Linked DNA regions of Mus musculus: region 2 is linked to region 1. A link is a contact called in ENCODE Hi-C or POLR2A ChIA-PET data. All regions are on one chromosome and are shown on one strand. The core of a region is the stretch at or near the end of the contact, and the rest is flanking DNA. Distances in the headings are between cores, read along the strand shown.

The links. Hi-C counts contacts between places; a loop is a spot of excess contacts on that map. ChIA-PET counts read pairs that join two places held with the same protein, here RNA polymerase II (POLR2A).
Region 2: a loop to region 1 is called in a map of regulatory T cell, with 5 times the contacts of the local background. The contact joins two enhancer-like sites. A Hi-C loop is called at or near these places in 1 of 37 maps with a recorded cell type or tissue (regulatory T cell). POLR2A ChIA-PET finds 5 or more read pairs at or near these places in 1 of 5 experiments (embryonic stem cell).

The regions. Positions count from the first base shown.
Region 1 is chr12:98,673,134-98,676,917 of GRCm38, forward strand. It overlaps Ptpn21 (protein tyrosine phosphatase, non-receptor type 21), which reads right to left. Exons shown (of 19, transcript NM_001146199.1): 19 at 3,608-3,784. Among named protein-coding and RNA genes, the nearest start is that of Spata7, 47 kb to the left of the region's middle. Within about 2 kb of position 1,590, at least 2 of the 3 ENCODE cell types and tissues checked have a DNase peak (open chromatin) inside an H3K27ac peak, as active enhancers do.
Region 2 is chr12:99,683,514-99,687,297 of GRCm38, forward strand. No RefSeq gene overlaps it. Among named protein-coding and RNA genes, the nearest start is that of Gm19951, 42 kb to the left of the region's middle. Within about 2 kb of position 2,154, at least 1 of the 3 ENCODE cell types and tissues checked has a DNase peak (open chromatin) inside an H3K27ac peak, as active enhancers do.

The DNA.
Region 1 (3,784 bases), core at 340-2,839:
ACACACACACAGTCTACGTGCCACTGTTGTACCTTTGGCAATACCTTGCAGATCTGGTCCTCTCTGTGGCTCGTAGGTATCACATCTGGATAGGATTCTTGATTACTCTTCTTCCTTCTCAGCTTTCAATGGCTCCTTCTGGTACCATGCCACTCCAGAGAGAAGCTTGGACCCAGCTCGATTCCTCCAAGTCCTGTATCTATTGTGTGTGGTGTCATCAACAATAGGGACTTACATTCAAGTTCTAGGAGGAAATCAAGAGCAAGGGCAATGACAATAGCCTATGTTGTTTGGTGATCTCATAAATTGTCCCTGACCAACTTTGTATTTCTCATGTCTGGTAATTAGCATTAATACCCTTATGATGTTATTTAAAATTAGGTGTATATATGTAATATATACTATAATATTAATGTGTATATTTTATATAAACAAAAATTTAAATTATATTACATACAATATATACAATTTGAGTGATGCATAGATAGATATTTCTAAGATTTACCAAAATTCTTTTTACATTTTTTAACTCTACATGAAAAATACTGTAAATGTAGTGGTTTGAATGAGAATGTGAATGGCCCCTAGAGGCTTATGTTGACTACTTGGTCCCCAGTTCACGGAACTTTTTAGGAAGGATTGAGAGGTGTGGCCTTATTGGAGATGCTGTTTTGCAGAGGCGGGGAGGAGTCTGTTGAGCTTGAGGTTTCAAAAGGCTCAGTGTCATTCGCACTCGTACATCAAGAGCTCTCAGCTATTCTTGCCATCCTGCCTTTCCTCTGCCATCATCAACTCTTTTTGTTACTTTTCTGTCACTATGATAAAATACTGTGAGTAAGGCAACTGTTTGTGAAGGATGAGGAGGTGTGGCCTTGCTGGAGGAGGCGTCTCACTGGGGACAGGCTTTTCGAGGTTAGCTCCCCCTGCCTCCTACGTGTGGAGCAAGATGTGAGCTTTCAGCTACTGCTGCAGCACCACCTGCCTGCTGCTGCTGCGTTCCCTGCATGGCAGTCATGAACTCTAACCTCCTGAAACTCTAAGCCCAGTGAAATGCTTTCCTTAAAAGCTGCCTTAGTCGTGGTGTGTTGTTATGGTAACAGAAAAGTAACTAATGCAGTAAAAAGATCAGTCACTCGATGTCCATCACTTCCACGTGATCTGATACCTTTTCATAGCACTAATATGTGTACCTTACTAAAAAGTGAAAATTTAAAATTCAAGTGCATGCTCAAGTGGGTATTATTCATATCTCACAACTAAAATAATGTACAGTTTAAAAACCAAGGGTAGTAAAATAGCTTAGTAGGTAAAGGTCCAGAAATAAAACTGGTCCTGCTTCAATAAGGAATACACACGCAGGGGCACGCGGGCACACACACAAACACACACGTTTATGCACGCATTCTTGATATATTATTATCCACAGCTTAATCGTCAATATATTGAAAACTGTTCATGAACTTCAAATTATTCAAGGTGCTTTAATTTTGTGAGCACACATCACCAATCTTAATGGTTTAAAACCTGATTCCTATACACATGCGATGATCTAAAGACAGCCTCCAGGTGGCGCTGTTGCACTTGGCAGTGCCCCTCTGCTGGCTCTATAAACTTCCCATCTCAATCCAGCTACCAGTCCAGGAAGAGGGTGGTAGATAAGCATGCTGGGAAATGTAGAGTGCTTTGCTAACTCACCCTTTCACCTCGCCTCACAGCCACATTCTCAGGCAGTATTCACGCTTGCTTCGTCTCTAAGCCCCACATCTGGCACCTTACCACCCATGCACCATTCAGGTTCCTGCAGAAAATGCTGAGATAACCACTTCTGTGAATTTTCCTATGAACCTCGGACTGATCTGGCCTGACCTGTGAGTCTCAGTCCTCGTTGCCTGGCAGAGCAGAGAGTTTATTCTCCTGTCTCACCACCAGGGTGCAGCAGTAAGCAGCCGCTCGCTCTATGATCTCAGAGGACACAACAGAGATTTGGTGGTTACAATTCCTACCTTTCACCTCCCCTCTCTGCTGGCCTCACACTCCCCACCTACCCCTTCACCATGGCTTTGGGGGACAAACCAAAGGAATTAACACAATGACTTACTGCATGGTGTGCAGAAGTAAATGTGACTGTGTGGTTTACATGCAATGAGCCTTTAGAATGTTTGAGATTTGACAGAAATCCCCAGGTGATGCCACTAATGCAACCAAAGAATCCATCAAATGTTCTCTGCAATCTCTATCCAACCCAGGCTTGCAGAGTGGCCTTTACCCTCCCCTTTCCTGGACATAATCTCACTTACTACGACTAGAGCAGAGATATAGAAAGTTCTCTCGGCTGTCACTCCAAAAAGACCCACCTGGGGTTTAGTTTTTAAAAATGAATTTCAAATAAAAGATCACTTTATCTTGTCTCATGTGCTCTCTTCTTACTAAATTTATACCCAGGAGTCTCCTTTAAAGGCATAATTTAAATCGGGCATGGTGGTGGAAGCCTTACTTATAACCCCAGCACTCAGAAGGCAGAGGCAGGCAGGTCTCAAGGAATTCAAGCCCAGCCTGGTCTACAGAGTACGCTCCAGTCCATCACAGACTACACTGTCTTAACATTTTATATGTGTGTGTGTGTGCGTGTACACATATATGTATATTATATATTATGTATAAACATTATTTAAATAATATATAAATGATATATTTACAAAACATATAATTAAGAAATATTTATAAGAGTGTATGAATATATAACATAGTATATATTATATAAGTATTGTATATAATATATATTACATATATAAGATATACTTTATATAATTTATATATTATATACATATATAATACATATATTAAACAACTTCTATCTCTACACTGCAAGCAAAAGGGAAGAGTCTCTGCCTCTGTGAAATGAATCAGCCACGCCATGATGTGAACACAGTGCTATATCAACACCCTTGCCCTCCCCTCTGTGTTCCTAGGTAGGCATCTCTCTTTCTGGAAGTTTCTAAGGGAGCACATCTGTCTTGCCAAAAAGTTTTAAATACTGAAGTCTATGGCTTTCTAAGCGCTTCGCAGTAGGAGCTCCTGAGGAAAACGATGACCGGTTACAGTTCTAGTCCATGCTCTAAAATCAAGGTGCTTGGCCTCAAAACTACAGCAATGCCAGTAAAAGCCCCCAGTAATCAGGAACACCGAGGCCAGAAATACCAAAGTTAACTAGTACAAACATTGGTTTACAACCTATTTTTGTGGAAATGTACATCTTGATAACTTTGGTTTGACATCAATACTATCAAGGAACTAAAATCCTTAGTGAGCCATGAAGCACTGCATACATTTGGCAACATGTGTGCCAGTAACGTTCTCAACTCAGGCACAGTAAACCTTTAAACCCTAATTTTGATTTGGCCCTTGAAAACTATATTGTTCCTAAATACAATAACGTAGAGTTATTTTCACTCAGAAATTCTCATTTGCTAGCTGTAATTAAGTTCAAAATTAATGTTCCGAAGAAGTGATGTCAAGGATGTGACATTTGAAGGGTGACAGATTGAAACGGTATAATGCTGCCCCGTAGGAATTTACTTATCAAAGTATTGCAACAGGAACACGAACATGCCATATATTACTCTTTAATTAAAGTTTTGTTTTACAATGTTCTTGTCAGTGGGAAATTTCCAAATGCTCAGGTGACAGGAAAGCCTCTTCAAACAGCGTACCATTGGGGCAAACTTGACAAAAGTCCTGTCCGTCACAGGCTTGAGATGGAAACTAGAGCACACAACCCCACCCT
Region 2 (3,784 bases), core at 904-3,403, 1.0 Mb after region 1:
AGTCTGTTCTTATCCAAGCACAAATCCACTCAATGACTTTCAGTAAAACTCAAGTCAGCATCGCAAATAGTGATTTTTAAAATCAAACATTCTAACATAACAAAATGCAAAAAATCTATGCAAAAATGCTATGTGTGGTATGATGGTAGAAAGGTATTAAATGCCATTGTTTTCCATGATTTAAACATTATGTTTCAATAAAAGTAAGAAGCTTTGTACAGGATAACTGACACAACTCATCACAGACAGTCTCAAGTTGGAGCTAAGATGTTTCCAACAGTGTTGGCTGGTTTGCAGCTGGCTGGTGTACACAATACAAAGCGTGCATACACACCATGTGTCAGGACTCAAAGCTACAGTGAAGTCACCCCATGCTTCAGACTTGTTACATGGTTCATTTTAAATTAATTGTTGGTCACTTCGCATTGAGAAATCTTCACCGTTATAGCGCTTCCCGACCCCTTTCCCCATTCAGTGAAGTGATGCCACACGGGGCTGTGACCCACAGTTACAACCTTAATGTGTCACGTGCATTCTGCACGGCTTTGCTTTCTGAGATGTAGGCTAAGGTTTCCCATGGAGCCCACTGGCTCCTAGAAGAACAGTGTTAGAGTTAAACTGTCTCTTCGTGAAATTCGCAGACTAAAGTCTTAACTCCAGTGCAGTGGTTCTCAGTGTTCCTAATGCTGAGACCTTTTAATACAGTTCCTCATGTCGTGGGGACCCCTCAATTATAAAGTTATTTTTGTTGCTACTTCATAACTGTAATTTTGCTACTGTTATGAATCATAATATAAACATTTTTGGAGATGAAAGTCTGCCAGGGGGTCACGAACTACAGGTTGAAAACCACTGCCTTAGTTCCTCAGTATCTGGAGATAGGGTTTTTAAAGGTTTCTTCGTTAAAAGGTCACCAGAATAGACCCTAACTAGCTGGTGTATGTAAAAGAATGAAATCTTAGGACAGAACACGCACAGAGAAAGACTGAGAAGGCACGGTGTGGCCATCCGCAAGCCAAGAGGCCTCAGAAGAAACAAACCACCCTGTTAACTGCTGGCCTAGGATTCTAGACTGTGAGAAATTTGTAACTTGTTACAGTGACCCCTAGAAAACTGCACTAGAAAACTATTACAGGCAGCCATTACGTCCACAGAAGTCAGATACCAGAGTATTTTTTTTCTCACCATAGTGCACATTGAGATAAGAACTAGGCATAGATATGCATCTGTGCACATGTGTGAGACTACCCCTGGGGGAATGCTCACACTAGAAAATGCTACGTCATTAGGATTTGGGTTTTCAAATTTATGGGATGCTGCCGAAATGCTCTCAAACATGGCTACATCAAGTTCCACCCTCCACAGCAGGGGAAGGAAATAGCAGCTCCCTCACAACCTTGCCTACATTTGATATTTTCAAACTTAAAAAATTTCTGCCAGCGTGGTTGGGGAAAAAAATCCTCATTATATTAACCGCAATTCCCTAATTATGTCTGAAGTCAAATATTTGAATATGTTTATGTATTCATATTTACATTCTATACATTTTTGGTTCACAGCCATCACCTATTTTTCCTTTGTGTTGAAGAGTTTGTTTTTTTTTTTTTCTACCTAATCTGTAGGGATTACCTACTTTCTTGATAATAATCCTGCCTGCTAGGTATTCTGTGAATACCTTTGCTGGGGCTACAGCGTGTCTCTTAATCTTATTCATTAAGGGTTTTAATTAGGTATAATCAGACACGGACCCATTAATAGTTTGCTTTTCTTTAATGCTGTCTTAAAGAAAACCCTTTCTCGGCAAAAATTCATGAAGCTGTTGCCTTATCATTTATTCTAATAGTTTGGAATTTTTTTCCCATTTAGATCTTCATTTCTATGATGTAAAAAGGTAGGGATTTTTTTTTTTCTTCTCCATTTGAAGGCGAATTGGCCCAACATTTATTGAAATACCAACTACTCACTTCAGGCTTAAAACAAAGTCCGGTGCCCCTCCCCTCCGTCCAAGAGCATCTCATTTTAAGTGGTGTGTTTTCTGAATTACCACAATGTATTAGGAGGAAACTGTACCACTTGGTGGGTGAGCAAGTTGGCCTAAATGGATATTTGGAGATGAGCCAAGCAAATGCTACGGGTACCTGCCAAGACCTGGTTTTGATGTTGGAAGAGCTGACCTGAAGACATTCGTCACAGTCACTGACTAGCAGGGCCAGGCGTCTTCTGAGGCTACCGTCTCAGTAAACTGCCAGTGGCCATGGAGAGAAGACTTGTTCTTCCTTGTTTCCCTCAAGGGAATATGCTTCCTGTTCTCCAGAGCAGTGGCCCCTGCGTAGAAATCTCCGGAATCATATGCTGAAGCCAGCCATAAAGTCAGTCTCCTCTGGAGGACAGGGGCAGGATGCCGGTTCTTGGCATCTCTTAATGTCTCAGCCTGTGTCTATATTACTCACCAGAAACAATAATCACTCATGTGAGTGGAGTGGGGAGCAAGTAGGTGAAACTCCCAATATAACAAACGAGTACTCCATTTAGACAGGTAGGAAATCGTGGTGCTGGGGGAGGGGGACCCCTAATCTGCCTAGGAGGAAACATCTGGAGATTTCCTTTCGGAGGGGGGTTGGAGGTTGGTATTGTACTTATCTATTTATTTGAATAATTTAGATCATTGGTTTTCAAATATTTCCTAGCCACAGAACACTACTTAAACTAGGTCTCTTTCAGGACAACACTGAAAACAGGCAAAATAAGAATATCCTGTTTAAAACTGCCAGGAGGCCCCTGTGCAATTTCCTGTTAAAAACCTACGCTTAAAGCCCATGTATATGAGATCCGGAAGGCATTGGAATTCTCCTTTGCAATCGTATACCTGACTCCAAAATTCATACTGCTATTGACCCTACTCCTTCCAACACTTGCTGTTTTCTAGGCTTTGGAGCAGACACTGAGAAAGAGGAGGATGGCTTGGAGATAGGAAACTCTAAGCACAAGTCTGAATTCTGAATGGCAGACCGTTGACTGTCAGGGAAGGCAGGGAGGATACAGGGTGGTGGGTAGGCAGTTTGTGGAGAGATTCATGGGGCATCTGCTGGCTGTAGCAGGTGCTGAAACTGGAGAGGCAGGCAAGACTAGTTATTATTGCCCGGTGGACCTTTCTAAGTTTAGATTTGGAAGTCCACGGGGAAGGGTGCAAGGATTTGAAGCAGGAGACTGACATGGTCTTATTTGTGTATCAAAAGAATCCCTTTGGCCAAAGCATGTGTTGAAACAGGACACGGCTGAGCCAGGAGGACGGCATGAGATCATCCCCTCCACCCACGGAGGAGTTGAATGAGGTCATCTGACAGTAAGCTGTTGGTGGAAAGGAGGTAGAGGTGTGACTATGACAGAATGGTTGTTGGAGGGAGGAGGAAAATGGAAGTGACTATGATTCCTGACATTTTAAACTGTGTAACTAGTGCCATTCAATAAAGCAAGGGAGACAGGATAAAGGGTTGGGGCAATAGCTGATTAGCATCCATTGGGGGACATTTTGTTTGATGTGCCTCTAAGGCAACAAGACAGAACTGTCCAATCATCAACTTCGGAGCCCAGGATGGGCATGTGAGATGGAGGAGGAGGCATGGAAGCCATCCTCTGCAAAGAGGGTAGTGGTCAAGAAGCCCTCAGGAGGACAGCAATGGAGAAGTCAGGAGAAGGGGCCCATGAAATAGGCTGAGGTGGCTCAACGAAAAGGAGGAGGGAGCCAGGGAAGTGGGGGTCACAGAGGCAAAGGTGGGGCTTGTGA